2 separate regions of the Homo sapiens genome follow, and region 2 is linked to region 1. The links are chromatin loops, found by intact Hi-C in ENCODE. Cell type or tissue: endothelial cell of umbilical vein. All regions are shown on one strand.

What was found. Hi-C counts contacts between places; a loop is a spot of excess contacts. Peaks named below come from ENCODE experiments on the same cell type or tissue, not always from the same donor. Only the 100,000 strongest peaks of a DNase experiment are listed, where the experiment ranks them.
Region 2: a loop joins it to region 1, with 10 times the contacts of the local background. A loop is called at or near these places in 1 of 110 quality-filtered maps.

Annotation. Positions count from the first base shown.
Region 1 is chr3:169,389,445-169,391,944 of GRCh38, reverse strand. All of the region lies in intron 1 of MECOM (MDS1 and EVI1 complex locus), which reads left to right. Among named protein-coding and RNA genes, the nearest start is that of MECOM-AS1, 57 kb to the left of the region's middle. In endothelial cell of umbilical vein, a CTCF peak has its summit at 1,521 (motif pointing right); DNase peaks (open chromatin) are centred at 814, 1,554 and 2,064; H3K27ac peaks cover 2,057 bases.
Region 2 is chr3:169,240,218-169,242,717 of GRCh38, reverse strand. All of the region lies in intron 2 of MECOM (MDS1 and EVI1 complex locus), which reads left to right. LOC124909454 (a long non-coding RNA gene) reads right to left here and starts at 657. Exons shown (of 2, transcript XR_007096154.1): 1 at 1-657. RefSeq lists an enhancer at 1-2,173. In endothelial cell of umbilical vein, no CTCF peak of the experiment used is centred here; DNase peaks (open chromatin) are centred at 187, 417, 957 and 1,597; H3K4me3 peaks cover 725 bases; H3K27ac peaks cover 2,500 bases.

The DNA.
Region 1 (2,500 bases):
ATGCATTTTTTTTTGAAAGTCAGTTCCCATTAGAAGGCAGTGCCTGGTGCCCATCAAGTGTCTTAGACTGTGTGACTCAATTAGACATGAAGGATACTGTACAGACCACCTAATGCTACTAGTTATTGTACATGTTGATAATGACAATTTCCAGAGACCATACATAGTTTGGTAGTCTATGAAGTTGTCATATTATATCATTCCCTTAAATACCTAGCTTGTGTTACCACTTAGCAATGTTGAAATTACCCCCTCTCAAATTATAAGTGCTATTTGGTGTATGTATACACATATGCATAGCACATCTGTTCATATTTTTCTGCAAACATTTTTAATCAAAATATATAATGTTTTCTCATACTTAAAAAAAGCAAAAAATCTTCCTTTATGTTTTTCAATGACATTCTCTTCATCTCTGTGGTTTTGAATGATTTTACATTTAATATGATGTGGTATTGGGAAACTCAATATGGGGGCCTTTAGAGCTTAGAATGGGGGCAGAAAATTGCACTCCTTAGCAACATCTAAACTTGTTTAACACTGAAGATACTGTGCTTGCAATGGGGTAGAGTTCAAGCTAAAATTAGCTAAATCAAGGACTCTTTTCCACAGAATCTCTTTAAGATGAGAAATTATTGCTGTCTTTTAGTTACCAAACCTTGTGAGAACAAGGACCATTGCTCATTTTCAAATAAAACATTTTGAGACTCTAACAAAATTTCAATCTTTTGGGCACTCTCTGCTTCTTATCAAACCAAGAGTGTGGTTAAGTTAGTGTTCTATTGCTCGCTCATATTCCGTTTTACCAGCAAGCCATTGCTACAACTCCCTCTTCTGCCAGACATGCATAATTATTTTCTTTTCTTTATGTAAGACTCCTGGCTGTAAGAAAGCTCTTCTGTTTTGTGGTAATAGGGAAGGGTCTGCATCAAGTCAGCTGTGAAAATGAATTTGAACTTACATTTACGCTGTTTATCCAGTTCTCCTGCATGCCTATCTTTGTTTGCCATGTGGTAGAAGGTAGATCTCAATCTCATTTACTTTTTGATCTTCATCTTTTGGGGGTTGTTTTGAATATTTTCACCCAGAATATATTAGAATTATAGCCTCCTTGCTACAGAATGCACACCATCCTCCTTCCTTTAGCGTGTAGCTCCTGAGTTTTGGTCTCTCCTTTGGAGGCAAGAAGGATCTCTGCCAAAAGCCACCAAGCCACACTTAGGTAATTATAATAAACAAGTTGGGGCTCTCATTTCACATGCAGAGCTGAATGAAGCAGAGCTGTGGTCACAGGGATCCCAGTTGCTCCTCCATTAGCAATGGCACATTAATGCTCCCTCATGTCTCTGCCCACCTTTAAACACTTTTTTTTTAAAGGAAGTAAATCCGGTCACTCTTTAGCATGTGAAGGGGTGCAGCTTTCTTCTGAAACCACCATCAACAACATAAACAAATTAGAGGTAGTAAACCACACCTTCTGCCCACACATAAACCACAGTCCTCACCAGAGGGCAGTCTACTTAATGTGAGAATAACAGCCCAGTTTTATAAGCCTCTACTGGGAATAAATTCCAGTTTCACTGGTTAGAGCAAGGTTAGGCAGCTAGAGCACAGTCTCTCCTAGGTTACATGTTGGGAGAGACCAAACCAATTCTCAGAGTGTCTTTCCAGGAAATACATTTTATAAGCTTTTGGCACACCAAATTTTGACCACCTTCTGGTTTCTACTATGTAGAACTGGGATTGCTTGAGTGGAATGGACCTGGGGATGAACTTGTCCAACATGCTTATTTTATGGATAGGGAAACAGAGACCCCAAGCAGCTATGACTCTCAGCCTCTGCCTCTCAAGGTTACTCCAGGGTTCAGCAACATATTGACGCAAGCACAACTCCATGCCAGGACTTGTGACCCTCCTGCTTTCTCCAAATGCAAATGGCATAGTTTACAATCCTCCATCTTGACCCATATGGGAGTTGTAAAATATTCTCTATACCTTCCTGATGCTGATATACTTCCTTTCTTGACAATGGTTAGTCCTCAACTAATGTGTCCAGCCCTAAACTAATGTGTTCCGTCATCAGTAAATTCCTGACTGTGATAGTCTTTTCTTAAATACCTGTTTAAACAGTAATTTAGATAAGAATGTCCCATTTGTGTGCAACAGGAAATGCCTGCCTTCTTTTAGATATGCTGGCAAATAATTACTGTAGATATGGCTGGAATACTGAAAGGCTGTACTCTGGTCATTTCAGATTGCCTGAGGAGTAACCACCCAGTCTGCTGCAGCATGAATTCAGGACGGTTCTACTTTCCTCTAAATGAATCTGAAGGAAAATCACTTTGGGGACATAGAAAGCTTATGAAGAAAAAGCCCATCAGGTCCATCAGAGGTTGCTAAAAGTCTCTCAAAAATTTGTACTGGCAAAAGAAAGTAGAGGCACATAGCTAAAACATAAAAGAAAAACTATCTATCTGATATGTGATAAGTCTGTTCTTAC
Region 2 (2,500 bases), 150 kb after region 1:
ACTCCCAGCTGACTGGCCCATACACTGCAGCCTCTGTTCGTGTTTATTTTTTCTGCTCACTCTTGGTTTCGTCAATCAGTATGATAGACGATAAGTCCTGACTAGAGCAGCCCGCGTCCTGCTCTCTCACGGTGGGTAGCATGTTGTGGTTGGCGCCGAGCAGTCGGAGGATCGCCCGCATCAGGAGCACCAAGGGGATGAGGTTCGGAGCAGTCTTCCAGCAGCCGGCTCCTTGGAGAATAGCAGGCAGGAGCGTTATCAGCGGAGAGTGGAGTTGCCAAGAAACTGACCACACATTAGTAGCTTTGTTTGGGTAGAGTCTAAGGGGGCTGTAGCTCATAGACTTGAGACACTTTCTGTTAAATCATCCCTGGATTTAAGTGTTAAAAGAAAGCTTGTTCAAAAAGAAACCAGGACTGATTGCCGCAGGCAGTCCTGTGACAGGACTCTCAGGATTGAGAGTCAGGAATTTGTGGAGTTGCTGTGCTGAGATGCAAATGGACATCAATTTAAAAAGAAGAAAAAGAAGAAGGCTCCTCTCGTGGTCTACCATTTACTTCTAAATTAACTATCTCCTAATGTGTAAAACGGCATTAAAAGTGCCTTTAAAAGAAATCTATAAACACAATGGGGAGCTTTAGTTAGCTGGTGACATATGAAACACTGCTCAGTTAGCCGACAGATCATCAGATAGATGGAATTTCCTGAATGCTATTCACAGATCACTAATGTTGTTTATCTACTCTCAGCACTAATACTTTTTACATTTCATTCTAGGAGAAGATTTTTACTTTATTTCATGTATCAAAACTTCTAGAAAAATTTTAATATCACCAATTTTTTGGAAACCTTATTTTGTAGAAGCTTAAAGACTATAAAGAAAATTAAAAATGTCCTGACTTGATTCGCTGAAGTAGCCAAAGTGAAATTCTTTTGATATCTTGTGATGCAACATTGGTCAAACATTTCCTGTTCAACATTTCTTTCCTGGGTATTAGTGGTTCCTTTCTCAAGAACAAATGCTTTGGAAATCTGGTGCTCTGTATAATTACAAGAAATTTCAAATAAGTGATCAGTACACTTTCCCCAAAAGTAATGCTTCTTGATAGAGTAAGGTAAACTTGACAGTTCTTTTTGTGTAGATAATTTTTCTCCATTTTAGAAATTACACTAATGTGTGAAGGAATGTTTCCCCCTAGCTTAAGGTACATTCCATAAACAAAATGAATAGTTTCGGATTCTCTTTATACCTGGTGTTATTGTAACTGCTGATGTATGTTAAGGTGAAATTTAACACTGGAATATTAGTTTTATTTCAGTTAATTATGTTTCTAAGAGCTCATGAACCCTAAGATTTAGGGTTGGTCTGTTTCTAGTTATCCTGCCAAGTTTTTTACTTGATGGAGGGGGTCTGTTTCATTCTGCTTGGCCTCTCCACCTTTGTAACCCCTGGTTTCCTCTTTTCCTGAATCACAAATTTACGTTCTCCCCTTCTGTGAGAAGATTGAACGCTTATTCAACTCCAAAATGACTATGGTCACAAAATATCAACAGTGATTTTTAATAGATCTTTGCCTATCAAAATATTGTTGCTTAATAATAGGGTAAAGGTAGTTGTGGCTGCTGATAGGAAGGAATCTGACTATTAATAAAAAGCAGACAAGGGTCTTGAAACAGTACTTCCACTGTTGCAATGTAGACACTTTATATTACTTTATTTAGTGCAACACCTGCAGCTACTCACATTGCTGGTGGCTGAAATAATCCAGGTCCACACGGAGAGGGCATTACAATTTCATTGTGCTGTTTGTGCTTACTGTTTAAGCCTTTCTCACAGGAGAAAGCATTAGCTAAGTGTACAGTAGATAATAAAAAGGGGGATTTGGGCTCATCTGTTCCCCTTAAATCTGTCTAATAAAATCTCTCCTCATAATTAGTATCTGACTCCTTTTCTACCACTGGCTGGCATCTAGAGGCAGGTAGAGGCACAAAATGGCATTTGTTTTTTAGTTGTCCCATTTCATGACTTTATGGATCATCCCCTCTTTGAGCCTTCATGACCTAAGTTCTGAGACTTAGGAAACTGTATACTTCCTAAGATTCTCTTCTGCAGAAGTTATAATAGATTTCAGATGGAAGATGTTTGGGATCTCAACAGGACAAAGAGGACACATCATTTTAAGGCAATAATAACAAGCCATTCTTCATCCTTAATTGACAACTTAATTTAGATTTTAGACGAGTCCCTTTTAGTGATGTCCTATTTTAATTTCAACCCCAAATGCTGATAATCATGAATTCAAAAACACAGTCTATAAAAAGTTCCATCAAATGAATTTTGGTTTAGGCATGAAGATTTAGGGTGGGGGTTGGGGAATGAGGCTGAAACCCAGCTAGAGGTCATTTCTTCCTCATCTATGCTGGAACAGCTCAGAGTTCAGGGGATTCATACTCTTTTGACTTTAATTGCTCTGGGGCCACTGAGGCAAAGCAATGGTGC